Linked DNA regions of Mus musculus: region 2 is linked to region 1. Evidence: chromatin loops called from intact Hi-C (ENCODE). Cell type or tissue: heart. All regions are shown on one strand. Each heading gives the region's core, and the rest is flanking DNA. Links, peaks and the distances in the headings are about the cores only.

Region 1 (16,126 bases), core at 4,576-12,575:
AGAGAGGACAGAGGCAACCAGGACTAAAATGCCAGGATGCTCTATTTAATTTCCCCCACCCACAGGGGTTTGAGCTGCTGCCTCCCAGGCTGTGGCAGAAGAGGCCCCTCCCCACATACCAGGTGAGGTGTGGAAAGAGTAACTTTTTTTCCGGAAACTGGAAAAAGGGCAATAGGAAGTAAGCGAGCTCTGCTGACCCACAGGCCCACTTCCTACACACGCACAGTCAAACAAAATGCCACCCAGCCTTTCAGTCCTACATAGGCCTCAACTGCCCCTGGCCCCAAGAGACCTCAAAGCCTGCTCACCCAGCCCCTGCCTCAAGGCAGGAAGAGTTAGTTAGGAAGTCAGCCAACCTCAGGCTGGCAATGTGGACCAGGAGAGCTGAGACGTGGGGAAGGAGTGTGTGGAAGAAAGACATATGGGATGCCATGGGTGACGGTCGGATTGTATGGGGAAGCAGTAGAGTGAGCCTCAAGGTGTGAGACCCAATGGAGGGAGGGGCAGGGGTGCGGGGGGGAGGATTGCCAGGCCTGGGTTTCTCCATAAAACCTCCACCTACCTCAGCCCAGGGCCACTCATATCGAGGAACACTGAGAAGGCCAAAAGAGTTGCAACCAGCCTCCACCCTCCTAACAACACCCGCCTCCCTCACAGAGCGAGCTTCTCACTCTTCCTGAAGATTAGCAACTCCCCCATCTTTCTATGTGCCACTTCCATTCCTGGGGTAGAGCAGGTGACAAGATATGTGTTTCTGTTCACACTTGGCTGGCTTTTGAGTTACCACATCAGACCTCAGGCTCAGCGCCTGTTTCTGTCCGACCTCCTCCCTCACCCTAATAAAACCAGATTCCCCCATTCACAAACCCCCTCTTGCCTTCTGTCCAGGCTGGGGGAGCCAGGGCACTGCTGAGAGCAGAACTTGAAGTCCTACGGTTACGACTGTGAGAAAAACCACAGGACAGTGACAGCCATGTCCCTCTCTACAACAATGACAGCCATATCCCTTTCCACAGACTCCTTGAGCTATGGAGGTGAAGCTTAAGTCTCTTTGCAGAGTCAGGCTACAGCTCCACACAGGTAGAAAGCGCTTCCGCTCCCACAGGAACCTGCAGTGACTTAGACGGTGAGGCGTTCCTCCAAGGAAAAGGCTGGGCTCCTCCCTAAGACCCCATAGGGTATCATCCTTAGAGGTCTCTACTCGGCAGGCTACCTGGACTTGTGTTAGCTTTTCGAGGGGAAAGAGGGATTAGTCACGTTCAAGACTGAAGCCAACACTGAGCAATCAGAACAGGGATGGCATCATGGGAACACAAAGAGACTTTGAGAAAAGGAAGCCCAGAGAGCAAAGAAATCACAGAGACCAAGAACAGCAGTTAGGAGCTACATCATCTCTGAAGACTTTCCTGCTTTCTCCAAGCTCATGTTCCTGTCTGTAAAATGGGGACAATGGTTTTCTATATAATAATGTACCCAGTAAATCACAGAAGCTAAAACACAAAGCGCTCAATAAGGCCAGGTGTGTTGGCCACATGCCTTTGCGATCCCAGCACTTGAGAGGCAGAGAGACAAGCTGATCTCTGAGTTTGAGGCCAATCTGGTCTACAAAGGAAGTTTCGGGCCAGTCAGGGCTACACAGTGAGACCCTGCCGTAAAAAGGAAAGAAGGAAGAAAGGAGGGAGGGAGGGAGGGAGGGAGGGAGGGAGGGAGGGAGGGAGGGAGGGAGGGAGGGAGGGAGGGAGGGAGGAAGGAAGGAAGGAAGGAAGGAAGGAAGGAAGGAAGGAAGGAAGGAAGGAAGGAAGGAAGGAAGGAAGGAAGGAAGGAAAAGAAAAAGTAAGTAGGTAAAGAGATAAATAGATGGATAGATTAGAAACTGATGCTCAGGGCTGGAGAGATGGCTCAGCAGTTAAGAGCACTGGCTGCTCTTCCAGAGGACCCAACTTCAATACCCAGAACCCACAAGGCAGCTCATAACTGTTAGTAACTCTTGTCCCAGGGAATCTAACACCCTCACACAGACATACATGCAGGCAAAACGCCAATGTACATAAATAATACAAATTAATAAATTATTTTTTATAACTGATAGTAAAAGGTTGGTCCCCAGCTTTTAGGTACTGCATAGCCAAGCCTTCTGCTTCTTTTCCTTATTGCCTCATTATGAGAAGTAGATTCCACTCATAAGGAAGAATCAACTTTGGATGCAGAGACGGCTCCTCCCCAACAGGAACGTGGGCCAGGAACTAATCGCGTGCGGATCCATCCCATGTCTCAGGAGCTCTCTGGTCCCCCAGATCCTCACTCTTCTCCTCCCTCTTCCTCAGAGAGGTCAGGCCTAGGATCCACTGGCTTCCCATTCTTTTCCAGACCCTCATCCTAGCTATGCATCGATGGGCAGGGAAGGAGGCCCCAAACCTCCTGCCCCACCCCAGCCCCCAGACACTGCCACTCTCCCCTCTCAGGGCCCCACCCTGATTACCAGGATAGCCCCAGTATTGCTGATTCCAAGTTTGCTTTTCCCAAACCCATTCCCAGCTGTCTTGTCTGTAATTACCAACCTTGCCAGGGGCATAAGACTGGCACCGCAACAGCTCATTTCTAAAGAGCCCCACCATTTAAGCCTCTGCCTCCCACTCTGTACTGAGCAGGGGTAGGGGGTGGGGAGAAGAGATGCAAAGATCCTGCCTGGCACACTGCAGGTCTCACCAGATCTCAACAGAGAAGGTGACAAAGGGCTGTCAAAGGCCAAACAGGGTAGAGAGAGTCAGTCCGTCCGCTATCAAAATCACATGGAGCACAGGGCCACCCACCTGCAGAGGGCGGGGGCTTTCAGGTCAACTCAGAGAGGGAGGAAGTTGATCAGAGGCAAAGCTGGAAGTTGAATCCCACAGGGAGAAGAGCAGAAGCACACAGGTGGGAGCTGCCAGGAAAGAGGAGGAAAAAAATAGTCTGACAATACTGCCCCAGCCTCTCCTCTCCCTGATGCCTCCTCCTCCACCGACAACCACCACAGGACGGGACGGGACGAAAGGAAAGGGATCATTAGTTTTGTTTTATAGCTAGGGAAACTGAGGCCAAATCGCCACTTTGCACGTCAAGATCCAGCAGTACCAAACACCCCACAGACATCCTTGCTCACAGCTCAGCCTCAACCAACAAGCCCACCAGTTCTCTCCCTATCTTCCTAGCCTTTAAAAAGTGGTTAAGAACAGCCAGGCGTCGTGGAACAGGGCTTTAATACCTGCACTCAGGAGCCAGAAAGGAAGGCAGGTCTCTACAAGTTCCAGGCCAATTTAGTCTACATAGCGAGTTCCAGGTCAGCCAAAGATGGAAAAAAAAAAAAAGACTTTGCCTCAAAAATAAATAAATAAATAAATAAACAAATAAATAAGTAAATAAATAAATGGGATAAGCTAAGGAATATCCTGTGTAGTAGAATATTACTAAGCCATAAAAAGCATTACATATACTATGATGTACATACATACATACATACATACATACATATGAGTGAGCCTTGCAAACATTCTGAGAAGAGGATGCCAGACATAAAATGATGAAATTTAGAGAAAAAAGCCAGAACAGGCAACTCCACAGAGACAGAAGGTAGTTTGGGGGTAGTCAAAGACTAAACAAGAGGGCACGGGATCAACTGTATGTATGTCCGCAGTTCTTTCAGAGCTAGTGAGCATGTTCCACAGCTGGACAGAGATGGTTGGATCATACTGTTTGTGCACTGAATTCCATTCTCTTGAAAGAAGTGCATTTCATGTTAACTTTTAATAGTGGCCAACACATCTCCCTCAGGAACCTTGCCCAATACTGCACCTCAGACAGAACCAAACTCTATGCTGCAAAGGCCTCCAGAATACACCTCCATACGGCACTAAGGGGCGGGGGGGGGGGGGGATCCGGGGATTGACGTGTCCAAGCGTGTTTCCCCTGTGAACAGTGTCTCTTCCCCACTCCATCCCCCGGGTTTCACACAGCACCTGGCAGAGAGTGGACTGTGCTGAATATGGTCTGCCAGAGGAGAGAAAAGACAACACATAGCCTCACTCCCTCACCTACTCCATCCATGGATCACCATCCAAGCCATGGCAGCCAGGACTTACTAAGTCATTCCGCTGTGTCAGACGCTGAGGAACACACTCTCCCCAGGTTAGCTCACTTGGTCGTCATAAACCTACCAGGAGGAACCTATCACCAACCTCATGTCACAGGTGAGGCTTCCAAAACTTAGCTGTTTTATCTCGGGTCACAGAATGGGGATGCAGCGAAGCTAGAAGTTCAGAGCAAACTGTCATCAAAGGAGAGAGGTCTCAGTGCAGGGTGGGGACTTGGGATTCCTTGGAGTATGGTGTCTTAAACCTCCCAGGAGGCTAGGGCATGAAGCTTTAATTACATGCACCAGGTCACACTGCTCTTAGCCCTAAGTGAAACTGGCTGCCTCTTCCTTTGGGCCTCATAATGTAGGAACCAGCAAAGGAGAAAAGCGGAGTCCCTGAGCCTCAAGGGAATGAAGGACCAGGGAAAAAGAAAGATCTTCCTCCTCCAAGACCTCCAGGAAGGTGAGGGAGCAGACACCAGAGAAGGCAGCTCTGCAGGGGGGAATTAGAGAAAGTACAAAACAGGACCAAGACAATGGCGAAGGAGGGGCCAGTGTGGCCATTGGCTCCCAGTCGGGAAACACTCTTTGAAATGGCACTTCCCATTGTCTGACCACAATTCCTCCTCCTTGGAGGACAACTCCTACTGGTAGGGAGCATACACTGGGCGAACAAGGTATGCAGAAAGCCAGGCCACTTGCCTCGGACAGGGGCACCTTGCAGGCCCTGGGAAAAACCATCTGATAGGTGCCTGGCTTGAAGAGATGGGACACTGGGCGGGGACAGAGTTTTCATAGCTGCCTCTTCCTGCCCCAATGTTTTCTAGCCCTCTCCCCCTCTTCTCCCCAGGCTTTATGGAGGGTAGGGATCTCTGAGGGCTAAAGATGGAACATTCCAACTGCACATGCCCATTAGAGACCAACATTCCAGTGGCAATTACCCAGGACCCTAATGGGCATGTGCAACTCCAGCCCCCGTCTTAAAACCAGTGTCTCCGCCTAACTAGCCTCTGGCAGCAAGAAGAAGAGTTGAGAATGTGCAGCTGGGAAGAAGGCTTGGGTCCCAGAGGAAATGAGAACCCCTGTCTTCCCGTCACCCCAAAAAGGAAGGAACAAGAGCAAAGGGAAAGGAGGTAGCTGCTACCTCTCAGGGAGGAAGAGATGTCTATCCCCCAGTCTGACTTTCACCCGCTCTCACGAGGATGAATACAGACCCTTTTCCCACCAAGTGGACGTCTGCCCTCTTGAAAGCTCAACTCCAACAAACATAAACGGACACACATTTACACAGAAACACACTCATATGCACACACTTGAACGCGTGTGCACACACACACTCTCAGACACACATACATGCATGCACACATATACACACACATATTCACACACACAAACACTCCATCCAGAGTGTGCTTCTAATTTTTAAAAAAACTGCAGGATAAACTACTTGGACCCACTTGCAGAAACTCCCAGAGAAGCACCCCATGTCACTTTATCGACCCTACCGCTCCCTGCCAGGCCTCATGCCTTGGTGTATGCCGCTTCTAGCCTCCAGCCCACACCCCTCAGGATCCTAGAGGCAAGGCAGAGTTGGAGGGCTCTGAAGTAGCCACCTTCAAGATGGCTTTCCAAGAGAGCCGTGGCCTCAAAGAGAGTAACTGGGTCAGAGAAGCCAAGCGTATGGCCTCAAAGGGCACTAAAGCCCAGCCTGTGACAGCGAGGAAGGCCACTATTATGTCCTTGACTCCTGAACCCCAAAATTCCTTTAAGACGACTGGGCTCCTCCACCTCCCCAGCCCCCACAACACACACCAGCTCCCAGAAAAGTCCATCTCCCCAAATAAACATCACCTAAGACAACTCACTACTCACTACCCCCCCCCCAATGCACAATCCTCACAGGGGTCTCACACACTCAAGACACTACCCTTGAATCTAGGCAGGGCCATTCAAATCCTGCAGACAGCCTTCCCTGTGGGCTTTCTGCCAGGAAAATCTGCCTGCAGAGACAAGAGGTACCCCCAATACACACTCAAAATACACACTAGCAAAGACGAGCACATATCCACAGCTATCCATCAGTACAGGTTACTCACAAGAGCACAGATTCACACACACACACTCACACCCCTTCCCACCACACAGGTGCATACACACCTACCCCATATATGCCTACCACCCATTCAGCTTTTATAAACCCACCTTCTCTAATACCTGCCCATCTCTTTCCCATAAGCCCCTCTCTCAGCACATACACACACAGACACACACCCCTTCCCTTGAGTATACACACAAATACATACCCAAATACACAGCAGATGTGTGTGGTCAGCTCTCTCTCTCTCTCTCTCTCTCTCACACACACACAGAGAGAGAGAGAGAGAGAGAGAGAGAGAGAGAGAGAGAGAGAGAGAGAGAAACATCTACACATCCAAACCCAGGGCCCACCTGCAGGAACACGCAGTACGTCAAAGCGTATATGCACACACACACACACACACACACACACACACACACACACATACACACACAAAACAAAGAATCATGCATACTGATCCCCCAACCAACCCTTTAAAACTCACTAATGCAGTGCTTAGGACCTTCGATGAGTAAATAGGACAAGGGACAAATATGATGTCGTTGGTTCCCCACACACACCCCAACACACATTCACCAGTATCGCCGCAAGTCCCATCCTTGGGCTACACACACACACTGCTGTGCGGGGCCATCTCTCAAGGATCCACTCTACCCCCTAAACACATACCTGCCCCTTCCTCCCCACACTCCAAAGGTGTGTATGCATCCCTACATACCTTCAGCTTCCAATACCTCCAGCCTCCGATCCTTCCACGGCCTCTCCCACCACCTCCAACACACGCTACCCAATCCCCGGCTTCAATGGGTTCCCTTGGGATCGTTCAGGCGCCCGCCCTGGGCCCCCCGGCCCAGGAAAGTCCCCGGCTCTTAAGGCCTGGGCTCCGCCCCTTCCCCATACGCCCCTTCCCCTCCCCAAAGTTGGGGTTACTCCGCTGTGCAGTGGAGGACAGACCGGAAGGGGGTGCCTCAAGCCCCCCTTCCCCCAGAAGCCATCCTGCTTTCTCCAGGGCCGGGCGCTCCCTGGTCTTTTGCATGGTTTCCTTCTTTTTTCTGTTGCTTTCTTTCTTTCTTTCCTTTTTTTTTTCCGCAAACTTTGCCCGCGCCCCCGCGGCCCGCCACTCACCCGCCACTGCGAACAGCCCGGTGGACTGGGCGCACGCCCCACTCCGCTCCGCGCCTTTGTATCCGCAGCGCACCCGGTCTTTCCGAACTCCGCGCTCCAGAACCGGCAGCGCGGGCGATGGGGGTTGACGAGGGGGGCTCCTGAGGTCGCTCACCCCGGCTCCGTCCCAGACCACTCGCCTGTTTCCCCCTCGAGGCCCCGGGGGCAGGGGGCCGGAGGGGACTGCAGGGCACTCAGGCTCCCATGGCGGGACCCAGAACCAAGCAATCGGGGATCAGGAATCAGATCTGGAGCCGGCGGCGGAGGGGGAGGGGACCAGAGGGGGAGGGGACCAGAAGGGGGCAGGGGGCGGGGAGAGAGCTCCCAGGTGCCGCCTCCCGGCTGTTCCCGCAGCCGCCGCCCCTCCCGCTGCTGCGTCCATTGTCTGCGGCCCGGCTCTTCCCCGAGTCGCGGCACCCCCAGCCCTGCGCCTGGCCATGCCCTGCGCCCTCTGGATCCTGGGAATCCGCTCCTGGCTTCCAGACCTGGCCAGGAAGGTGTGCTCGAAGCTGCCTCGGCTCTTGGCTTTGGTCCAGCCCGCAGCCCCTCTTGGAGCTGTCTTCTTCGACCCCCGATTGAAAACCTTTCCCCTAGGCCCTGATGTTGGCCATATTCTCTTCTTTAGAACCACAAACCTGGTCTCACAAACTCCAGTGGAATCTGAGACGTGGGGAAGATTGGTCCCCTCCGGCCTAGAACTGCGAAAAGGGTCATCCCTGATATTAATTAGTGACAAGAGACAGGCCCCTCTCCCATGTATACGGTATTTCCCTGACACCATACCCCTCCTTCTTCCAAAAATAATTTAATTACTCGGTGTTCTAGCTGTGAGCGAAGACCGCCTAGTCAGACTGGGACGCTCACTCATTAACACGTTTTCCTCCCCTCTGGTTTGAGTGTTGGGATTAATTACAAAGGGAATCCTGCCCTAGGGGAGAGGGGGAGGGGGAGAAGACGAGGGCCCGCGACTTGGGGCACCAGAGGAGAGGGGGGCCTTCTCCCAGGAAGCCTAGAGAGAGAGGAAAAAAAAAAAAAAACCCGGGTGGATGCGGAACTCCAAAACTTTTGGCTAATTTAGCTTTGCAGGTAGGACCCAGGGAATGTAGGCTAGAATAAAATATCTGGCACATTTAGGGCATTTCCAGTTCAGAGCACACTAAGAAACAAACCAGTTAGAGTTGCTAAAGTGCCTAGGAACCCAACAGGGACGAGCCCACCATAAAGTAGCTGTGGGAAGGCCAGGTTGCCCTCGGAGTGAATGAAAGCAAAAGTATTATTACATTATTACATTGCTGCTAGTACTATTTACCTTGTAACCTGCCACTTACCTAGAACAGTGCCGCTTCAAAAGCATCTTCGAACACGTTTCCACACCCCCACCATCTCCACCTTCCAATTCTGATACCTGCCCCTCCCAACCCTGTGATTAAGAAATCCCAGAGAAGGCGACTCCCAGTCTCTGTTCCTTTCTCTAATGGAGTCTTCCCTAAAACTCAGGCACATCTCTGTTATACATTCGAACCAGTCCCCAAATGAGGACAGATTGTCTTTGTCCGCATATGGCTGTTCAAAGGTGAAGAAGCTAAACAAACGCTGCTTCCCTTCAGCTCTGCCCAAACCCTTGTTTCTCTCCAGCCACTGTTCCCGCATATTAGCAAAGAACTTAGCGTTAAGACGACGTGAATGAAATACAGTCATAGTTTCAAGTACCACAGTCTCTGCAAACACAATGACCTTCCTTCACCTACGTCTGTCATGTGCCAGGCACTGGACTGCTCTGGGGGTCCTGTAACCACACCAGGAATGCAAGGAAAGAGCAGAACAGTGGAAGACAGTAAAAGGAGACAGAAAGACCTCAGAGTCCCCTTACCTGTCCAAAGCACACCTCCAGTGTTGAGCACTAGTCTATAACTTGACAGTGTTAGAACTGCCACATTACGTTGCGGGCAGGATCTCTTTTATGTTTAGTGTAAATTATATTCACATTCTGCCAGCTTGTTTCCCAGACCCGGAGACAGGCCCCAAAGAATTGGAAATGAGTTTCTGACGTCAGAATTACAAATGACTTTGTAGAGCGGGCCCCAGCTGAAGTTTGAGATGTAAGTCAAGATGTCACGAACGTACGTACGGGAGACTTCAGGATTGATGTCTGTTAAGTGTGAAACGGGAATACACTCAGTTCTTCCTCTCCTCCCAGAACCAGATGTAATTGAGAAGTTACATCTGCAAGGAGAGTACTGCCTTAAACAGGTGTCTGACATTAAATGTAATCATTCTAGTGCTTCCTATCCAACAACTCTCTGAACAAGCCTCCACTCTCGCCCTTAGAATGAATTTCACACATCTTCAAATCTCAGAGAGTAGTGAAGCCAAGACCCAAAGACAAGGGTCAGGCATTCAGGATCTGAAGGACTTAGCCTAATTCTTTAGGAAGAAGAAGAGCACCCAGGTAGGTGGCATCTAACCACAATTTTCCCTTTGAGGAAAACCTGCAGAGTCAGAGGGAGGTTGGAAACTAGGGAGGCCAGGAACCTGAAGGAATACATAGGGGGACAAATTGGACTTTGGGGGTTTATTTGTTTCATTCCATAGTCCAGATCTCTTCTGGTAGTAAGGCTAGTTTAGAATTTAAAACCCTCCTGTCAGGGATGGCCAGATGGCCATGAGAATGAATGGAAATCTGCAACTGATGGGGGTGAGGAGGTAGGGGGCATATCCAGGAGGAGACAGAGATCTGGGATAAGGGAGGCACCCAAGATTCAATGGGGGTGTCCTTAGTTGTGAGTCACAGCACTGGGGATATGGAACATGAAGAGGCCACCTCCTGTAGCCAGGCAGGAACCCTAGTGGAACAATACAGACACCAACCCCCCCCCCACACACACACAAAACTTTTGACCCAAAATTTATCCTGTCTACAAGAAATGCAGGGACAGGGCATGGAGCAGAAACTGAGGGAACGGCCAACCAATAACCGGCCCAACCAGAGACCCATCCCAGGGCCAAGCACCAATCCCTGATACTATTAGTGAGACTCTGTTATGTTTGCAGACAGGAGTTTACCATGGTTGTCCCCTGAGAGACTCCACCCAGCAGCTGACTCAGACAGATGCAGACAACCACAGCCAAACAGTGGATGGAGCTTAAGGGACTCTTATGGAAGAGCAGGAAGAAGGATTTCAGGCCCCAGAGAGGATAGGAACTCCACAGGAAGACCAACAGTCAACTAAGCTGGACCACTGGAGCTCTCAGAAACTGAACTACCAACATAAGAGCATACACAGGCTGAGCCTAGGCCTCCCTGCACATATGTAATAGATGTGCAGCTTGGTCTTCATGTGAGTCCTGAACAACCAGAATGGGGCTATCCCAAAAGCTGTTGCCTGTACCTGGGATATGTTTTTCCAGCTGGACTGCCTTGTCTGGACTCAGTGGGAAAGAATGCACCTAGCCTCACAGAGACTTGAAGTGCCAGGGTAGGGGAATACCAGGAGGACCCTCACCTGCTGAGAGGAAAAGGGGAGGGTGAGGTATGGGAAGGATTGTGGGAGGGGCAGTGAGCGGGATGTAAATTGAATAGGTAAAATAAAAAATAAAATTTTTTAAAAGTAAAACCCCAAGCTGGAGAGATGGCTCAGCAGTTAAGAGCACTGACTGTTCTTCCAAAGATCCTGAGTTCCAATTCCCAACAACTACATGGTGACTCACATCCATCTGGAATGGGATCCGATGCCCTCTTCTGGTGTGTCTGAGGAGAGCAACAATGTACTCACATGCATCAAGTAAATAAATCTTTAAAAAAAAAAAAAAAAAAGTAAAAGCCTCCTGTCTTAGCTTCCCAAATACCACCGTGTCTGGCTTACCATTCTTGGATGTTGAATGCATAGACACTTATTTCTTCAAACCTTAATTCTATTCACGCAAAAGTTAGTAATGAGGTAACAGAAATCCCTCCACAGAAACACAGTGCCCCAGTAAATTTCTAGTCAAACTTCCTGCCCCTCCCTGTTCCATGCCTCAGCACCTCTGGGGGTTTTTTTGGTGTTTTGTTTTGTTTTGTTTTGTTTTGTTTTGTTTTGTTTTGTTTTGTTTTGTTTTGTTTTGTTTTTTCGGGAATCTTGTTCGGGGAGGGAGACTCCTAGTATCAAGGCCTTCAGTAAAGGCTTGTTTAACTCCTCACCACTTCATGGACTTGGACAGCAAGGATGGCCAGGCACACATCCCAGAGGTTTCCCACAGGCTGTGTCTATCAGAGAAGACTTAACAAGCTCTAGAAGTGAGAGTAGTTTCTTGTCTAGGTTTTTTTTTTTTTTAAGATTTATTTATTTATTTACTTATTTATTTATTATATGTAAGTACACTGTAGCTGTCTTCAGATGCACCAGAAGAGGGCATCAGATCTCATTACGGGTGGTTGTGAGCCACCATGTGGTTGCTGGGATTTGAACTCTGGAACTTCGGAAGAGCAGTCGGGTGCTCTTACCCACTGAGCTATCTCACCAGCCCCTTTTTGCGGGTTTTTTGTTTTCTTTTCTTTTCTTTTCTCTTCTTTTCTTTTCTTTACTGTGAAGAGCCAGCTTGACTACGGCAGCTCTCATACAGGAAAAGCATCGTCCATTATCGTCTTGGTAGGCAGACATGATGTTGGAGAAGGAGCTGAGAGTTCTACTTCTGGATCCAAAGGCAGCAGGCAAAGAACTAGTTTGAGTTTTTTGAGACCTCAAAGCCCACCTCTTCGTGACACACTTCCTTCAACAAATCCACACCTATCCCAACAAAGCCACGCCTCTTAATAGTGCTACTCCTTATGATGGGCCAAGTGTTCAAACACGGGCAGTTGTAAGCTGCCCAATGTGGATGCTGAGAACCAAACTGTGGTGTTCTGGAAGAGCAGCAAGTGCTCTTTTTTTTTTTTAAGATTTTTATTTTAATTTGTTAGTATATCTAAGTACACTAGAGCTGTCTTCAGATACACCAGAAGAGGGCGTCAGATCTTATTATGGATGGTTGTGAGCCACCATGTGGTTGCTGGGATTTGAACTCGGGACCTTTAGAAGCGCAGTCCGTGTTCTTAACCACTGAGCCATCTCTCCAGCCCAGCAAGTGCTCTTAAACCAGGAGCCAGCTCTCTAGACCCTCTCTATAAAACAAAGTGGGAGAAATAGTTCCTAGCCCATTTTATGAAGACAATAAAGAAAACCAAATCTGGCCAGGCTAGTTGGTGCAAGCCCATTCATTATCTTAACTATTCTGGAGGTTGGACAGAAGGATCGTGTGTCCAAGACCTGCCTAGTCTACAGAGTGCTTTCAAAGCCAGGATGAGCAACTTAGTAAAAGCTTGCCTCAAAATAAAAAATAAGAAGGAGCAGGACACACATGTTCAGACATCACACACAATGACAAAGGGGGGCTGGGGATATAGATCAGTGGTAGAAGAGTACTTGCATAACGTGTGCAAAGCCCTTAATTAAAATTCCAAAGGTGAGAAGGGATCGATTATTTCTATATACACTAGTTGTCTTAGTGGCTGAGAGCTGTCCTAAAAAATGTTTATGTATGTGAGTGTTTTGCATGTGTATATGTCTGTACACCTCATTTGTGGCCAGTATTTGAAGAAGTCAGAAGAACCCACCAAATACCCGAGAACTGGAGTTACAAATGGTTGCCAACCACCGTGTGAATGCTAGAATCAAATCCAGATCCTCTAGAAAAGCACCCAGTGCTCCGAACCTGAGTCATCTCGCCAACCCTCAAGTGTAATGTTAAAGGAATACAACACAGCCCTTAACATTAGAAATGAATGGGCTGATGAGATGGCTCAGTGGGTAAGAGCACCCGACTGCTCTTCCGAAGGTCCAGAGTTCAAATCCCAGCAACCACATGGTGGCTCACAACCATCCGTAATGAGATCTGACTCCCTCTTCTGGTGTGTCTGAAGACAGTACTTACATATAATAAATAAATAAATCTTAAAAAAAAAAAAGAAAAGAAATGAATACACAGGCAATGAAACAGTTTAGCTGGGGGACACTATTGCAAGCCTATGTTCCCGACTACTTGGGACAGTGTCAAAAGGATGGCTAAAGTCTAGGAATGCAAGACCAGTCTATAGGCCATAGAAAGACCCTGTCTCAAAAGCAGGGAGGTTAGTGGGGCTTGAAGATGTAGCCCCATGGCAGAGGTCATGAGGCCTTGGACTAGGTCATAAAACTACTTTAAAAATATTATTTATAAGAGCATAAAACATACACAATGTGAATATAATAAAATGTTTAGGGTTACATCTAACAAAAAAATGTTCAAGTCAAGTTCACTGAAAGCTACTGAACACTAATTAGAGCAATCAAGGAGGGTCTAAATCATTGAAGCAGTGCATGCTTTCACGGATTACAAGACTCCACAAATTAAGATTTTAATTTTCAGCTGATGTGTATGACGATGGTACACACTTGAAACCCCAGCGTGTAGGAGGCCAAGGCAGGAGGATCACAGCAAGTCAAGGCCAGCCAGGGATTCGTCTCAAAATTTTAGCGAAAGGGCTGGAAAAAGGCCTGGAGAGATGGCTCAGCGGTTTAGAGCACTAACAGCTCTTCCAGAGGTCCTGAGTCCCATCTTAGTGAAGCATTTTCTTAATTGAGATTCCCTCCCCTCGAGTGACTTTAGCTTATGTCAAGTTGACATAAAACCATCCAGCACAGGAACTTACTGCAAAGCCTGATGCCTGAGTTTGATTTATGGAACCCACATGAGGGAAGGAGAAAACAGACTGCAAGTTGTCTGGCCACATGTTCACCTAGCACATGTGCATGTGCAAAAATAGACATGTGTATGTACCTACATACTAAGATAAATGTTTAAAGCTTTACACATTTTTAATGTCTCAAATCTCAACATTCTCAAAACAGGAATGCAGTTCAGTTGGTACAGTACGAGTGAAGAGTTTAGCATGAGTTGACCCTGGGTTCCGTCCTTGATACCGCAAACACTGGTCATGGTTCTGTACACCTATAATCTCAGGACTGAGGAGAAAGAGAAGGGGGAGATACAGGAGGAGAAGAAGGAAGAGGAGGAAGAAGAGGAGATAGGAGAATCAAAAGTTCAATGACATCTTTGACTACATAAGAAGTTAGAGACCAATCTAGGCTACATGAGACCTTGTCATGTAGAAGGAGAAGAAGAAGAAGAAGAAGAAGAAGAAGAAGAAGAAGAAGAAGAAGAAGAAGAAGAAGAAGAAGAAGAAGAAGAAGAAGAAGAAGAAGAAGAGAAAAGAAATGAAAAGGAAGGAAGAAATCTATAAAAAATATTGCAAAGTAATATTTTAATTGACTTTTATTAAATATATGGGATAATAGAGTGATCCATGGAGAAAATAAAGTTGGATTGCTACCTAAATTTTAACATCTAATGAAATACAGATAGTAGGGCTGCAGATAAGCTCACTGGTAGAACTCATACTTAGTATGCATAAGGCTCTGAGTTTGGCCTCCAGTACCAAAGGACAAGAAACGATAAAACAGTAATAATCATTAAGATATGTAATGTTTCTTTCTTCCTGTTATAATTTTAGAGCAGAAAAGACTAAGACCCAAAATACAAACATTTTTTTCATAAACTGGGACTGGTAACTCTCGCCCATGAACCAGCTGCTCCGGAGGCTGAGGCAGGAAGATCTTAAGTACAAATCTTACCTAGGTTACAAAGTCCCATCTAGACAACTTGGTAAGAGCTTGTCTCAAAATAAGAAGTAAAAATAGTACTGGATATCTAGTTCAGTGACAGAGCTCTTGTCTTTCCTTGGTTTAATCCCTAACAACACAAAATTAACTAACTAAATTCGGCATGGCAAAAAGTTACTGTCTATCATCCTGTGGCTCCTGCAACTTTGTAATTCTAAAGACCTTAGAATGAGTTAGAAAATTCCAAACAATCAAACAGAGAAATAATATCTTTCACATTATATCACTTTACCTAAGAAGTACAATTTAATAGTTGGATAATATCAAATGTCAATGAAGTCTTCCTATCAAGGAAATGGGACTCAACATGAGCTTAGTGTGGATATAGATCTGCGTGTTTTATATGACAAGTTGCATTGTTTAAAGACTAATTGGTTTATGAGTGCTCTATTTGCATGTGTGCCTGAATAACAGAAAAGGGCACTAGATCCCATTGTAGATGGTTTTGAGCCACCACCATGTGGAACTGGGAACTGAACTCAGGATCTCTGGAAAAGAAGCCAGTGCTCTTAACCACTGTGCTATCTCTCCAGCCCCTCCAGTTCCATTTTTAGGAATACAGTATGCCTTAGTTATGGTTTTATTGCTGTAAAGAAACACCATGACCAAGCCAACCTTTATAAAGGAAACAATTTAATTGAGGCTGCCTTACACTTTCAGAGGTTCAGTCCATTATCATTATGTCAGGAAGCATGGCAGCCCACAGGCAGATGTGGTGTTGGAGAATCTACATCTTGTTCCAAAGGAAGCCAGAGGGAAACTGTCTTCCACAGGCAGTCAGGAGGAGGCTCTTTTTCACACTGGGCAGAGCTTGCCCACTGGGCATCCTCAAAGCCCACCTACACAGTGACACACTTTTCTAAGAAGGCTACATGTATTCAAATAAGGCCACACCTGCTAATAGTGCCATTTCCCATGGGCCAAGCAGATTCAAACCACCACATTTTATTAACTAATCTTGTGATACACAAAATAGCATAATCAAGGATGTTTATTGCAGAAACTGGGGGACATCTTATA
Region 2 (16,126 bases), core at 4,789-12,788, 460 kb after region 1:
ATTAGAGGTAATGTAGGGGGAGTTCTTGGCGGGTTCCAAAAGAAAGGCGTTCCAGGAGCCAGAGAATGCGAGGGAAAAGAGAATTGTTGTGGTAGACTATCAGAAGTGTATTGTGGGCTGAGCCCGGGAGGATGGGGGGTAGGGGATTCCTGGGAGAGCGGGGTTGGGGGGTTGGAGGAGGGCAAATGGGGAATTCTGGAGGAGGCCAGGCAGGAGTGCGAAGACCTGCTGCAATTGGAGATTAGTGTGTGAGAAGCTGGAATTTTGCAGACACTGTGAAAAGTGTATGACTGGGATGGGAGTCTTGGGAGAAAGAAGGAGTGCTGGATGGGAAGACCGAAAGGACCGAGGACGGATGGGGAGGAGGAGTTGGAAGGGTTCCAGGAAAAGTGGGGTAAAATCTGGGGATGCCTTGGTCACCAGGCATTCTTGGTAGAATCACCAAGATTCTTGGTAGAGCCAGAAAAGAATGGCTTCTATATGGTACAATTTGAAGGTTTTCTAGGGAAATCCGGGAGAGCTGGCTGGGTGCAGCAGAAGGCAAGGGGATTACCAGGAGTCAGGCATACGGGGACATTATGCAGAGAGGCAGGGATGATACTGCCCTGTGGAGGGTATTCTGCAGACACTGCTGAATTGTGGGAGGCCAGGAAGAGGGTGGAGGCCTCAGAGCAGAGTCCACCTGGGTTTGCCAGGCCCAGGTCAGGGCCCTTTGGTCCTTTGTGACTGCCTTAGACGCTGGGGAGGGGGGTGGTGCTGGTGGGAGTGCCTACCTTCTACGCTCCAGGATTCTTTTTGTGTCGTGGGGACTCCAAAGCATGTTTGTTTTCTTCCAGATCAGGCCTTTAGGGATAGGGAAGGAAGGGCCTGGCAAATCCTGATACCCCCAGGATACTAGAGGAGGAGTGTGTGGGAGTAATTAGGGTGAAGCACTAAGTCAGGGTGTCTGGCAGCATCGTAAAGAAAGTGGCTACAGCTGCCAGCCCCGGATCTATCTGTCCAGACCTGGAGGATGCTACCTCCCTCTCCCAATCCCCCAGCCTCCAGCAGGTGGGGAAGGCGAGCTCCTCCTCTCCCAAGCCCCTGACTCACTCACTGCCAGAAGCAGTGTGGACTAAGTGGAGACAGGCTCCAGGGCTCCCCACAGAGAATGGGGAATGGGGCGAGGAAAGGGGTGTGGGTAAGGGGCTAGATTCTATCTTAGATTTGCTCTAGACTAGCTATCTGTTTCTGCGTAAGAGCCTTAGGATCCTCACTGGTTGGTCCAAGAGAGAAAGAGGGAGAGGGAGGGAGCATGAGAGAATATGCTATTTGTTGCTTTGTTGATATCAGGAGGAAGGAAAAGGTTGAGGGTCTAGTATGTGATGGTCTTCATCTCCAGGACTTTCCTGATAAATCCTTTTCCTCTTGTGTGAGGAACCCCTAGTTCTCTTTGCTCACTTTGCTAAGGACACTGTAACACTTGCCAGGCATTCCCAGAATTCTCTTGCTTTTCCTAGGATCCATGTCCTTAACCTGTGCGGCCTCCACCAGACAGCACCCCCATGCTCTCTGATGTTCCCATCCTAGCTTAATCCCAGGGCTTCCAGATCTCTGGTTTGGGAGTTAGGAGTGTGGCTGTGGTAGAGTCTGGCGGGAATGAAGCCCTAGAGTTGATCTCCAGCAGTGCCACCCAAAAGATCCCTCTGGTCTCTGTGCGGGTCCCTTTCTTTCCTCTATACCCTCCTTTTTAGTTCCCTATGCCTTGCTTGACCAGAGCGTTGTTCCGTGCTCCTCATCTGACCAACTCTGTTACATTGCCTTATATTTTGCATTTAGATCTGGTGGCCCTCCAGACAGGAACAGCTCCCTCGGGTGTTGAGTGAGCTAGGCACCAACTGGAAGAGTGAGAGCTGAAACGGGTTGCCTGAGGCGGATCAGAACTCAACTGATGCTCTCTGGGATTGCCGGGCAGCGGACATTCCTCCGGCCCCTCCATCTGGGCTCCTGTGAATAGGAGGGGCCGGGCAAGCAGGCCAGCTGGGCTATGATTTGGTGTCTCCGTCTGACCGTCCTCAGCCTGATCATCAGCCAGGGGGCTGACGGTGAGCCAGACCCAAGGGAACCAACAACTCTGTGTTACCCTGGGATATTACTGTTTCGCAAGGGGTTATCTGTGAGAATTTGAGTGTAGGAGAGGGCTAGGGCTGGCTCAGAGAGGTTGGGGTTTGCCCCAATCGTGCAAAGTCTTAAGGAAACTTGAGAGATGTTGATGACGCCTTCCCCCTCCCGCATCTCATTTTGATCCCTTGCTGTTCCCTCGTGCTACCCACCTCATAGGTCGAAGAAAGCCTGAGGTGGTCTCTGTGGTGGGCCGGGCTGGGGAGAGTGCAGTGCTGGGCTGTGACTTGCTGCCTCCAGCTGGCCACCCCCCTCTGCATGTCATCGAGTGGCTGCGCTTTGGATTCCTGCTTCCCATCTTCATCCAGTTCGGCCTCTACTCTCCCCGAATTGACCCCGATTACGTGGGTAAGAGTTGTCCTTAGGTGGGAGGGGGAGTGTCGCCAACAGAAGGTGGGCCAAGTAGGCTGCTCTGTGCCCTCTCCAATCTCATCTCCTGCTCTGCTGCTCTGACTGCTTAGCAAGCATGGCCCTGCTACCCTCCCCCCCCCCCCCCATCATCGTGCTCATCCATTGAGGGACTGACTCATTTGTTTATACACGATGCATGCACACATTAGAGCTCTGCTCTTTTAGCTATGGATGGCGTGTTGCATGGGAGACGCGACAGCTGTATTTCAAGTATCCATCCTAACTTGCTGATTGTTTGACCCTCATCTCATGCAACCTTCCAGACTCCATCTTGATCCTCTAGAGTTTCCCCCACTCAACCCTATGCTCGTCTCTGGATCTGTTATCTGCCGCTCTACGTCATCCCCTTCCCTGCCGACCAGAATGCCAGTTTGGAGGTTCCAGGCTTTTAGGGAGTGGGCTAAAGGGACAGCAGAGTGGGTAGGGATGTGGGCTCTTTGAGTATGAGGAGCATAGACTGATTCTGAGCTGCAGAGAGCGTGGACACAGACAGGGGTTACTGGAGCCGGCTCCAGTCAGTTCCCCAAAGGTATAGGCATAGATAGGATGGAATGGGTCTCTGCTTCCAGAGGCTACAGTAGAGGCATACTGTATGGGTCTCCCTGGAGTCTTCTACTGCACCCTAGCTTGTTCTTAATCCTGGATGGAGCCTTAATCTGAGCGACTTACTACTGTAACGTCTCAGAGTGCCTGTGGGAGGCCCTAAGGATGGATTTGGGCTGCGGGGCAAGAAAGAGATGGTGCTTCGTTTTCAGAACTGAAACCCAGAAAAGGTCACCCGGGAAGATGTTGTTGGGGTACCTTTTCTGCCTCTGGTTTGAATCCTAAGGGAAATCTTGGGATTGGCTGAGCTGAGAGAGGAGGAGGTGCTGGCAGGTGCCCGCCCGCAGGAGAGAGTTTATTTTCAAACTGGGGGCAGTTATTGGCAAACAGCCTACTCGGGAGTGTGTGTGTCTACACAAGCCCTGGGGACTTGATGAAAGGGGGCCCCAATTAGCAGGAGGAGAGAGAATTGGTACAGGCACAGCCGGCCTTCCTGTCTGTGCCTGCCTGTGCCCAGGGGGCTTTGGCTGCGGGGCTAAAGATGGACAAATTCAAATTATTGCCAGGCTGAGGCAAGGGGGTGGGGAGTGGAGAAGATGTGGAAAGGGCTTTCCTTCAGACGCCACCTGGAAGATGTGGGGCTCTGCCTTTGCTCCAGCATCAGTCGGCTCTGGGCTCTGAGCAGACAAGCTAAGAGATGGCTAACTCCCTGTCTACCTGTGGATCTTCTCTAGCCTGCAAACCGTTGTGTTTCAGCCCTACTTCTAGCCTTTGTTCCCATTCCTGCCGGTGAGTGGCCTGTAGCTCCTGAGCAGCCACAGGGTCCTGCTTTGGTGAAGACCCCAGAGGGAGGCCTCTAAGCCCATTAACCCTTTATTGCTTCACAGTTCAGAAGGGGCCTCTCTGGCCTTTGTGCAGGGGACTCACAATTGCAGTTGCTAAGCAACAGGAGGTGGAGGTTGCTGAGGACAATGCTGTTCTGTCATAAACCCTGTGGGCAAGTGGAGGGGAGATGGCCTGGGACCGCCATGAGGCTGGTGGCCTAGAATATGGGGGAATAGTAGCCCTGGGACCCACACTGAAGGCAAAGCTGGTTTTAGGGGCTCTAGAAACTGTGGGGTGGAGGATCCTGGATATGTAAACTAGTAAGGAAGTGGTAAAAGACAATATAAAGAGATCTAGGACTGCTAGATTAAGTAAGCTACTATATTTAAAGCATTTAGCATAGCACTTGGGTGGTGTGAAAGGAATTGGGGACAGGCAGTGTCTGGATCTGTGAGACTGGCTTTCGGACTGTGTTTCCTGGGAGTTTCAGGGATGTCCCAGCAGAGCAGATGGACTTGTGCTTTCTGACGGCCCTAAGTTGCTTAGTTGCTTGGTGAAATCAATTCCGATTGTTCCAAGCTGACTCTCCTGATCTCCCCTTTCTGCCTTTGATCCTCCCAAGCTGTCTGCCTCGCTACATCGTCCCAGAATGCCTCCTCATGGCCCTGGCTTCATAGTGCAGTATGTGGGCACAATCACAGTCGTGATTTGAACTTCTGTGTGGACGGACGTACACTTGTCTGTGTTCATGGTTACATTTAGTGTGGGCTTCTTGCCTTTTCAGAGCCCAGGAGATCAGACTCTCCTTTTCAGGCACTGCATGTAGGCAGGTCTGATATCCCTTAGGTTTGACCTTGTAGGTGGAGGGCAGGTCTATAGGAGGTGTGTTCAGGACACAGGAAGTCACAGAACTGCCACTCTGGTCACCTTGTTTTGAAACACTGCAGCTTTTCTGGACCTCCTAGGGAAGTTGGTTTGTACAACATGCTGCTCCGAGTATTCTGGCTAGCAGACATGAGGATTGTTAGCTGGTGACATTTCCTGAATGGAATCAGAGATTGTGCTCAGTGCCCTGAACATCAGTGGATTCTAATGGCAGCGTTCAGCGGAGAACGCTCTGCCTTGGTGGACCCGGCTTGATCTCCTAATAGCTGCTTGATTTTGGAAAGAAGGTTAACGCCAGTGCCTTCATCGGTGATGGATTTTGGGGAGGATTAAATATGGTGACAGTGTCTAATATTACATAGCTCGTCTTCAGTGCTCAGCCTTTCTGTCTTCGCTCTGGAGCTCAGAGATCACCACGATGAAAGCTCCTATCTTGTGGGACCTGGAGGAGGCTGTGGTCTGGGCTCTGCTCGGCTCAGTGGTCTGGGCTCTGAGTAAGGTGAATGAGGAATCCTGCAGGTTTGAGGAAGGGTATTCTGTTAAAGATTTACCTGGGTGGCCCATTTTTATCTCCTGGGTGGGGATTATACACCTAGACTTATAAGTAGGCCCACCCATTCTAAAGAAGCCACACCCCAGGGACTAACTGAGAGATCACTGACGACTAAGCTCAGTAGCTACCCTAGATCTATGACTCTCATCTTTCCCGTGGCTTCAAGGAGCACACAGGCTGAGTTTCTGCTTCAAATAGGCCACCCTAGAAGTAGAGTGGAAACAGCTTGGAGGAGTGGGTGGTACCCAGGATTGCTACTATCACTATCAGGGATGGCTGGGGTAGGCCGAGTGCTGAACAGGTACATCATCTGGGAGCTATATTTGCCTGTCCTGTGAATTTTAGAAAATACCACTCGTTCACACCAAAGGGCAAAGTGAAGATGGGCAACAGCTAAGTGTAGGGGGTACAGAGCCAGTGGATAACCCTGGTGAGAGACACTGCGGGGCTCTAAGGTGGAAGATGGCAGGGAGGGAAATACTAATTCTTAGGAGGTGGGATCTGCAAGATGTAACAAGTCAGTAAATGGCAAACGGCGACAGGAATCCAGGTTGAGCCAGGCTCCTCTTCGGGCAGCCTGATGCATGGTGGTTGGTGCAGTTCACTGATGTAGAAGAAGAAACGGAGGTGATACGTTATCAGATGAGGGGTGGGGCCCAGATTGAGTGTAGGCTTCTGGTTTCAAAGATGCATCTTACTTATTTGTGTAACAGCCTTTTTGTGAGCCTCCAGCGGTGCCAGGTGCTACACACCTCCCCTGCATCATCTCCTGCCTTCCACCCCATCCCAGTTTCTCCCTCTCTTATTTTGACTGAGGAAACTGAAATTGACAGGTTGAGTAACTTGTTCAAAGGAACATGTGGCTGAGCTGGGCTTGTGCCTGGGTTCTTTGGGGCTGCCAAGCAAGCACCTTACTCACGTAGACTGCACTGCTAGGGATGTTTCAGGCTGTCAGGGTGCCGGGTTCCCTCAGAGGAGGGTCCTGAGGGACTGGGCGAGCACATCTCAGTCAGCCTAGTGGTCTGCTATGGACCATGCTGGGAATGAAAGGTCTTTTTTGTGCTGTGGTGTGTGGCTTTGTGGGGCTGCATGTGGTCAGTCAGCTGGGGCGTAGAGGGGCTGGGCTGGGCTGGGGAGGCTGCTGACGCTGCTGCCTGCCTGGGTTGGACTCTGGCCACTCTAAGGCGCTTAGGCCGCTGATAATAGCTCTGGGAGATTACAGGTTTTGGTAGATGAGGTATGGGTCCCTGGGAGGGCCCCAAACACAGCTAGCGATTTCAGGGACAGAGTCCTCTAAAAGCAGTAGTATCCCCAGAGAACTTATATCTTGGTCTTAAAAAGTACCCCAGGGATGGTGAATCTTGTAGGAGACCAAATGCTGGTTCTTCGCTCCTTCCTCGAACGGTCCGGGAAATACAGAGTATTTCAGCACAACATTTAGTCCGCTCAAGAAGCCTTGAGTGTTTCTGGTCTTGTCTGGGTCTCAGCTAAACATAGCATTCTGCCCTCAATGGCCTCATTTCCTTCTGCTGCTCTGGAGACCCTCACACTTGGATGACAGACCTAGGCTATTCTCAACCTCTGGGAATGACCAGTGTGACCAGGACTGGAAAGCTTTTACAGAGCCCCTTCCTTCATTCAACACCCTTGATTCAGGACTTCCCTCCTCACAGGACGAGTCCGGCTGCAGACAGGAGCATCTCTCCAGATTGAGGGGCTCCGGGTGGAAGACCAGGGTTGGTACGAGTGCCGTGTGCTCTTCCTGGACCAACACAGCCCTGAACAGGATTTTGCCAACGGCTCCTGGGTGCACCTGACAGTCAATTGTATGAAGTTGGGGAGCAGGTGGTGACAGTAGGGGGAGAATGATGGGGACCCTGGTAGTGAAGGGAATGAGCGAGTTCTGTGCCCTACCCATCCTGGCATGTGCTCACCATGCTAGCTCATTTACGGCTTGCTTCTTACCTCTGCCCTCCCTCACACCCTCAGTTCTTCAGATAAAATCCAATCAGCCCATAGGCTCTGAGTCGGGAACTTTCACTCCTTGGTCAAGGTCATAGTTAAGGTATATTGGGCCCTGAATGATGCAGCTCACCCGTGCATAGTTTCTCCCTCTCCACTAGAAGGGAGGCAGTTGTAATCATTCCCATTTCATAGGTGAGACTGAGGCAGAGAATCAGGTAGAGGTAGTGTGATGAGTCTAAGACCCGCCCCTTCTGATTCCCAGACTTCCCTGGGCACTCGGCTCTGGCTCTCCCCCTAGTTCCCGTCATGCAGCCTGTGTTCAGCTGTAGCAGTGTTGGGATGGTCCTGGTAGACAGGTGACCCTGGGCTAGTCCCGTGTACCCCGGGAGCCTCCAGCTCTGAGAGGAGTTCTCCGTGGGTTTTGAACTCTGCTTTGTGGGATGATAGCCTTTCTGGCAGCCCCTGATGCCTCTTTCCCTCACAGCGCCCCCTCAGTTCCAGGAGACACCTCCCTTAGTTCTGGAAGTCAAGGAGCTGGAGGCGGTTACCTTGCGCTGTGTGGCCCGTGGCAGCCCTCAGCCTTATGTGACTTGGAAATTCCGAGGACAAGACCTTGGCAAGGGCCAGGGTCAGGTGCAAGTGAGTGGGTCAGCTGGATTGGGAGGACCAAAGGGGAAGAAGGCAGGAGAGGAACAGAAGCCAAGCCCGGGGATGGGTCGGAGGAGGGAGGGGTTTTCCATCGGCTTCCCCGAGGTTGAGGCGCTGTCTCCCTCTGCTGGCCAGCTCTGGAACTGCAGGGTCTGAGGCTGACCAAACAGGAAGGGCCTTTCCTTAAAGATTCCTTACCTAGGTGCAGAATGGAACACTGTGGATCCGTCGGGTGGAGCGAGGCAGCGCTGGAGACTACACCTGCCAAGCCTCCAGCTCCGAGGGCAGCATCACCCACGCCACCCAGCTGTTGGTGCTAGGTGCACTTTGGTGGAAGGGCAGGGGAACCGGGCCACCTATAGTAGAAGACATGATCTCTACGGGGGTGAGGGTGGGGTGAGGGGGTGAGTACACGGAAGATTGGGAGGAGGCTCATATTTGAGGGACCCCTGTAGGGTGAGAGAAAGGATGAAGAAACGGTCAGCTTAGTGCCCAGCAGTGCATTACAGTGGAAAGGAAGGGGTGCTAAGGGTTAGCCCATGAATCGTGGGACCCTCCTGAGTCCTGGTTTTGTGATCTCAAAAAAACAAAACAAAACAAAACAAAAAAAAAAAACCCAGAGGTTCTTATCAACCTCTCCCAGGACTTTGACATATCGCCCATGTGTGCTGAGCTCTTCCTTTTGGAAGGAAAGGCAAATGAGGCACGCGAGGCAGACATCCATCTTCATAGCGCCTGTGGGCGAGAACCGATTAATTGATGGCCCACTGCAGTATCGTTCTCCTTGGTACTTGAGAAGTACAGCCCTGGGTAATACAGTTAAAGCCAGAGACCCTGACATGAGGAAGGCCCACCAGGAAGTCTCACCTCCCTTTCTGACCTCCCTGGACCCTCCCGCACATACAGTTTCTCAGCAGAAGGAATCAGGGTGGGTAGGCTTGCCTGCCATGCCTCGTGAAACAGGGCTGACTTGGAAAAGCGAGTGGCCTCTGGAACAGGATGGGCTTTTATCACACATCCCAATTCGGGTCCTTAAGGTCCTGTAGCAACTTGGCCCATGACTACAAAGGGCAGAACCAGGAAGAGGTGTAGAAAGGCCCTGAGGGTTCTGGGAATTCCGGAATGGGCTGAGGACACCTTTCTGCCTTGGTACTTCTCCCAGGACCCCCTGTCATTGTGGTGCCCCCCAGCAACAGTACAGTCAACTCCTCTCAGGATGTTTCCTTGGCCTGCCGGGCTGAGGCATACCCTGCTAACCTCACCTACAGCTGGTTCCAGGATGGTGTCAATGTCTTCCATATCAGGTAGGGCAACCTATCTCTTGGGTAGTGGAGGCAGGGGATTGATGTGTAGTCTCTGGGAGAGCTCCTTGTCTAAGGACTAGGTTCCTCCTCACACATACCATATTGCAGCCGCTTACAGTCTCGAGTGCGCATCCTGGTAGACGGGAGCCTGTGGCTACAAGCCACTCAGCCTGATGACGCCGGCCACTATACCTGTGTTCCCAGCAATGGCTTTCTGCATCCACCGTCAGCTTCTGCCTATCTCACTGTGCTCTGTAAGTCCCCATGCTCCTTCCACAGCCTGCTCCTCCGCACTGAGACAGACTGATGACCTTGTCCTCCAACTTGTCTCTGCATTCCTCCAGACCCAGCCCAGGTGACAGTCATGCCTCCCGAGACACCCCTGCCCACTGGCATGCGTGGGGTGATCCGGTGTCCGGTTCGTGCTAATCCCCCACTACTGTTTGTCACCTGGACCAAAGACGGACAGGCCTTGCAGCTGGACAAGGTACAGGCTTGTGACAGGGGATGAAGGTCTTGGCTAGGTGTTGTTTTTGTCAGAGGGCCAGCTGCAGCTCAGCGGGAGGCTGAGTTTAATTCAGCGCTGTGGTTGGGAAACATGTTTCTTACCAGATGCCAGTGTTAGGCAGTGACTGTGGAGGTGAGAAGAAGTATCCATTTCCCCAGAAGAAGTATCCATCCTTGGAGTGTTGCCTTGAGGCAGAGCTGCCACAGAGACTCTGCTGTCAGGCCAGGGAAGGAACAAGGCTTTTGTTTTTAGGTCCGGTTGGGGATAGACCAGTAACAGATCCTGGGCCTTTGGTGAGGTGGTAGGTCTTGAAGAGTGAGCTGTCATTCCATGCAGAAATCCCTTTGCAGAGGCCGTATAGTGTGCTGACAAAGTGATGAATCGGGCAGTGAGGGGGAGCCGCAGCTGGCACCTGTAAGGACTTGAGAGGTGTAGAAAAGGCTGGAAAGACAGGTTGGGTCCTAGAGGAAGAACTGCGTGCCAGCTTAACATGACCTCATTCCGAGTTGATTGGGATCTTTTGTTTGTCTGAGGAGACTATAAATTCTTTGAGGCATCCTGTCTTTCCAACTGAGAGTCTCTGGGGCTGTAAAGTTGTAGCACTTGGTGAATGTGTCATTGAAAGTTTAAAAAAAAAATCAGCAGTGAATTTTGGCTGGCGGTGGTGTTGTGGTGTTAGGACCGTGGTTAGGAGTTGTTAGGAGCAGAGCCCCAAGGCTGTGAAGTGGCCAGTGTGAGTCCAGGTGAGGGGTTACTCAGTCTGAACCAGAGAGGGCCTGAAAACAAGACAAGACAGAGCCAAAGCTTTCCTGCTCGGTCCAGAATGACAGACAAGTTAGATGCAGAGAGCGAGGGGCCACGCTTCATCTAGGAGAAGGGGAGGTTTTCTTATAGAAGTGGATTGGGAGATGCAGAACTGAGCAACGGAGTGCCGAGAGGGACAGTCAGAGTATCCACATGGCTCAACTCGAGGGAAGCCATTCACACTATTCTCTGTGAGTGACACCAGAGCTGTGTTGTCACCGTCTCACATCCCCTGATGGAACAGACAGAAGTGGAGGACCAGAGTCCAGAGAGAGGGTCAGGCCAAGACCCAGAGCCGATGGGTTGATTTCCTGAAAAGAGTTTCCTGTCTCTCCTCCTCTCTCGAGTTGCCTCTCCCCACCCCAGCTTTGCCTCTGTTAAGTTTCTCTCTCTATTTGTCATTTCCTCTGCCCTCTAGTTCCCTGGCTGGTCCCTGGGCCCAGAAGGTTCCCTCATCATTGCCCTGGGGAATGAGAATGCCTTGGGAGAATACTCCTGCACCCCCTACAACAGTCTTGGTACTGCTGGACCCTCCCCTGTGACCCAGGTGCTGCTCAAGGTGAGGCCCACAGCAAACCTGCTGTGGTACGGCCAGGTGGCTGAATGTGTGTTCTGAACCATGTCAGCAGGGTGGAGTGAGGCAGAGAGCTGTGGGAGGGGCTCCTACCGTCTGTTTCTTGCGGTGGTCATAGCAACAGCCAGCAGAATACACAGAGATGATACTGGGCAGTAGGACATCAGTCACGAACACATTCACGAAATGAGATATCTGTCTCGTCTCAGTCCCACAGGGAATAGAGCAAAGGGGAGAGAGAGCATGATCTGTAGAGATTCAGCTATCTCAGAGAGTCCTGCTCCAGCCCGCCATTACCCAGCAGTCCTACCTGCTGGGGGCAAAGACACAGAACTAAGAGATGGAGAAGGAGACTAAGACATTATGACAGGCACCTGGGAATGGGGGACACCAAAGCTTAGAGGTGGAAGAGAGGCTGTGAAAGAGGCCCCTCCCAATACAGATCTGGCCTGCAGGCTCCCCCGGCTTTTATAGACCAGCCCAAGGAAGAATATTTCCAAGAAGTAGGGCGGGAGCTACTCATCCCGTGCTCCGCCCGGGGAGACCCTCCTCCTATTGTCTCTTGGGCCAAGGTAAGGCTCCCTGGTCCTGACTCAGCTCTACCTGGGTCCGTGCCCACTCTTTCCCTGGCTGTGTTTTTGGAAAGGAGGTTCAGGTTTTCACAGGCAACATGGGGAGGGGCACAGGTTACTTGGAGAGATGAGTGGCCCCCTTGGTGAGGGGTGGCTGCCTGTGTCTTCAGGGCTGACCAGTGGTTCTGTAGGTGGGCCGGGGGCTGCAGGGCCAGGCCCAGGTGGACAGCAACAACAGCCTCGTCCTTCGACCCCTGACCAAGGAGGCCCAGGGACGATGGGAATGCAGTGCCAGCAATGCTGTAGCCCGTGTGACCACTTCCACCAATGTATATGTGCTAGGTTAGTGGCCCGGGAGGGGGCTGGGGCTGGGGAGCCACAGGGAGATGGGAGTATTGTTTTGGGGGGTATAGATGGGTTTTGTGGGTATGGGATTCCCCTAAGGTAATGGGTGGAGAAGAAAAATCTCCAACTTACTCTTCCTTAGCCCTACTTCAGGGTCCTGATCACCCTTCCTCCCTCCATTCCCCCTACCCAGGCACCAGCCCCCATGTCGTCACCAATGTGTCTGTGGTACCTTTACCCAAGGGTGCCAATGTCTCTTGGGAGCCTGGCTTTGATGGTGGCTATCTGCAGAGATTCAGTGTCTGGTATACCCCACTGTGAGTGATCCGTTCCTGACTTCACCCTGGACCTACCTGGCCCTCTGCCCTTTCTCCCGTCCCTCTCTATGCCTAGCCACATGCTAGCTCTCTGGCTCATTTTCATAGATTCTTAACATTCAGGGCTGAGGTTCTGAGACTTTGGTGTTTGAGCAGAGGGGTGAGGTTGGCTCTCTAGACCCCACACCATCCCAATCTTCCTTGCTGACAAGATCTTCCTACATCCCCCAGAGCCAAGCGTCCTGACCGAGCCCACCATGACTGGGTATCTCTGGCTGTGCCTATCGGGGCTACACACCTCCTAGTGCCAGGGCTGCAGGCTCACGCGCAGTATCAGTTCAGTGTCCTTGCTCAGAATAAACTGGGCAGTGGGCCCTTCAGTGAGATTGTCCTGTCTATACCAGAAGGTAAGAGGTCCCCAGCTCCGTGCGGTACAGAATAGGATGAAGAAGTGCAGGATGCATGGGATGGGTGGGGAGACCTGGGAGATGGGGCGAGATGCTGAGCAGCTTGGGGTTCACATAGGATACAGAAATGCTATAGCAGAATATGTGGGTATTTGGCGTTGGGGAATGACAGGGTGGAGGGACAGGATGCAGGACTCTGAGACTCCCAACCCTCCTATCCCTCACTTGTCTGTCTCCCTGTTCCATTTAGGGCTTCCTACCACACCGGCTGCCCCTGGGCTTCCTCCAACAGAGATACCACCTCCCCTGTCCCCTCCTAGAGGTTTGGTGGCAGTGAGGACACCCCGGGGGGTACTTCTGCATTGGGATCCCCCAGAACTCATCCCTGGGAGGCTGGATGGCTACATCCTGGAGGGACGGCAAGGCTCCCAAGGCTGGGAGATCCTGGACCAAGGTGTGGCGGGCACAGAAATCCAGCTGCTGGTGCCTGGCCTCATCAAGGTGCGTGCTGGAGGCAACATAGCGAGGGAAGGGCCAGTCTCCTCTTCTTTCCTAATTCCCTCTTCTCATCCTGACTTGGCCATTTTCACCTCCTGTCCTACCTCATTCTTACCTCCCAACTGCAGTCTTCACAAAAGGGACTATGGTGGGCAGTGCTGGTCCTGATCTGCTCCATGGCCCTCCACCTCTAATTCCCAGGACGTTCTCTATGAGTTTCGCCTCGTGGCCTTCGCTGATAGCTACGTCAGTGACCCCAGCAACGTAGCCAACATCTCCACTTCCGGTGAGAACCCAGTGTGGGGAGGATGAAAGTTGCTGGGGGTCCTATGGGGATTCTCCGTCCACTGATCCTCTCGCCCCGCCCAGGCCTGGAGGTGTACCCCTCCCGCACACAGCTACCAGGTCTCCTGCCCCAGCCTGTATTGGCTGGTGTTGTGGGTGGAGTCTGCTTCTTGGGCGTGGCGGTCCTTGTGAGCATCCTAGCTGCCTGCCTGATGAATCGGCGCAGGGCTGCCCGACGCCACCGAAAACGTCTGCGCCAGGGTAGGTGCCATCACTCGCCTTGCCTAGGCTGCTCTTTCCCTTCCACCCTCATCACCGGGGTCCTGAGGTACTCCTAGGCCACTTGAAGGGTTGGCCACTCACCGGCTGTCTGTCCCTTTTGCATGGTCCTGGGCAGCATCCTTCCTTCCATTGTGGTACCTGGCCCCGCATACCCTTTCCTGTTAGTTGGGAATGGGGCTGAGGGTTACATTCCCCCGGGGCTCCGGAGGCTCTTTACCCAGATCACTTGCTGCTCCCCCGTCCTTACAGATCCGCCTCTGATCTTCTCTCCACGTGGGAAGTCAGGCTCACAGTAAGTCCCTTTACCTTTTGTGGCTAACTCCTGTCTTCCCACCGCTTCCCATGTTTACCTTCAGAAGAAATTGGAAATTCAAGGGAAGTGGGAATAGGAGTGTGTTGGCCCCAGGACTAGTGCTACACCATTCCTCTTCCACACCCACCACCTGGCCCTGCCTGCCCTTGCTTGCTCTCCCTAGCTCTGCCCTGTTGTGCGACAAGCCTCGCAAAGCCAGACCCCAATCTTCTGTCCTTCTTCAGCTCTGCTCCTGGCTCAGGCAGCCCTGACAGCGTGACCAAGTTCAAGCTCCAAGGCTCCCCAGTTCCCAGCCTACGCCAGAGTCTGCTCTGGGGGGAGCCTGCTCGACCGCCTAGCCCTCACCCGGATTCTCCACTTGGCCGGGGACCCTTACCATTAGAGCCCATTTGCAGGGGCCCAGATGGGCGCTTTGTGATGGGACCCACTGTGGCCCCCTCACAAGAAAAGTTATGTCTGGAGCGCTCAGAACCTCGGACCTCAGCTAAACGCTTGGCTCAGTCCTTTGACTGTAGCAGTAGCAGCCCCAGTGGGGTCCCACAACCCCTCTGCATTACAGACATCAGCCCTGTGGGGCAGCCTCTTGCAGCCGTGCCTAGCCCCCTACCAGGTCCAGGACCCCTGCTCCAGTATCTGAGCCTACCCTTCTTCCGAGAGATGAATGTGGACGGGGACTGGCCACCTCTTGAGGAGCCCACGCCTGCTCCGCCTCCAGATTTCATGGATAGTCAGCCCTGTCCCACCTCATCTTTCCTTCCACCACCAGACTCACCTCCTGCAAATCTCAGGGCAGTGCTTCCTGGGACACTGATGGGGGTCGGGGTCTCCTCAGAGCCCCCTTACACAGCTTTGGCTGATTGGACTCTGAGGGAGCGGGTCTTGCCGGGCCTTCTTTCTGCTGCCCCTCGTGGTAGCCTCACCAGCCAGAGCAGTGGGAGGGGCAGCGCCTCCTTCCTGCGCCCTCCCTCCACAGCCCCCTCCGCAGGGGGAAGCTACCTCAGTCCAGCTCCAGGAGACACAAGCAGCTGGGCCAGTGGCCCAGAAAGGTGGCCCCGCAGGGAGCATGTGGTGACAGTCAGCAAAAGGTAAAGGCAGTATCCACTCGTTCTTGCCCAGGCCCTCCACCCTGCCCTGTCATTCCAGATCACCGATATCCCCACCCCCATACTCTTCCCCTTCCATTGTCCACTCCCACCCTGAGACCAGAAGACCCCTTATCTTGGAAGTTCTGCTGAGGTCCAGGAAGTGCAATCTGCTTTAGAGGAACCTCCGTTCACACTTTTCTGGTTACCGGCTACTCCTCTGCCCACGCTTCCCACCTGTCCTTTATAACAGGAGGAACACCTCTGTGGATGAGAACTATGAATGGGATTCGGAATTCCCAGGGGACATGGAGCTGCTAGAGACCTGGCACCCAGGCTTGGCCAGTTCTCGGACCCATCCTGAACTTGAGCCAGAGTTAGGTATGTGGCCCTCTAAGCTGGCTGTGCTCTCCCACACCCGCTCTCCCATGCTCTGAGCTGGTCTGTTTGTTTCCCAGGCAATTCCTGAGTCTCAGGCTCCCTGCCCTGCAGCATCTCTTGTTCCCTAGGCTCCCTGTGCTGCACGCAAAGGCCTTTTGGAGCCTCAGGACTCAGCCCTTCAGCCAGTGAGTCACGGCATCTCTTCTCACACAGTCCTGTCTTCCCCTTGAAGGTGTCAAGACTCCAGAGGAGAGCTGTCTCCTGAACCCAACCCATGCTGCCGGCCCCGAGGCCCGCTGTGCTGCCCTTCGGGAGGAATTCCTAGCTTTCCGCAGACGCAGGGATGCTACCAGGGCCCGGCTACCAGCCTATCAGCAGTCCATCTCTTACCCTGAACAGGCTACTCTGCTATGAGCCCGCTTAGTGTGAAACTAAGAAAGGCTTATATGGATTTGCAAAGGAGT

What was found. A loop is a pair of places that touch in the nucleus more often than their neighbours do. Peaks named below come from ENCODE experiments on the same cell type or tissue, not always from the same donor. Only the 100,000 strongest peaks of a DNase experiment are listed, where the experiment ranks them.
Region 2: it touches region 1 in a loop (2.5-fold over the local background); 3 of 42 quality-filtered maps call a loop at or near these places.

What each region holds. Positions count from the first base shown.
Region 1 is chr1:172,019,667-172,035,792 of GRCm38, forward strand. Vangl2 (VANGL planar cell polarity 2) reads right to left here and starts at 7,629. Exons shown (of 8, transcript NM_033509.4): 1 at 7,332-7,629. In heart, for the core only: a CTCF peak has its summit at 7,742; DNase peaks (open chromatin) are centred at 7,035, 7,635 and 10,445; H3K4me3 peaks cover 3,141 bases; H3K27ac peaks cover 2,544 bases.
Region 2 is chr1:172,482,463-172,498,588 of GRCm38, forward strand. It overlaps Igsf9 (immunoglobulin superfamily, member 9), which reads left to right. Exons shown (of 21, transcript NM_001145800.1): 2 at 1,819-2,084; 3 at 2,320-2,508; 4 at 7,051-7,203; 5 at 7,827-7,981; 6 at 8,193-8,310; 7 at 9,153-9,294; 8 at 9,403-9,548; 9 at 9,639-9,781; 10 at 11,025-11,165; 11 at 11,636-11,752; 12 at 11,944-12,094; 13 at 12,291-12,414; 14 at 12,646-12,821; 15 at 13,072-13,322; 6 more. The coding sequence starts at 2,027. The coding sequence ends at 16,076. Among named protein-coding and RNA genes, the nearest start is that of Igsf9, 8.3 kb to the left of the region's middle. In heart, for the core only: a CTCF peak has its summit at 8,122 (motif pointing left); DNase peaks (open chromatin) are centred at 7,499 and 8,149; H3K4me3 peaks cover 654 bases; H3K27ac peaks cover 771 bases; H3K27me3 peaks cover 1,277 bases.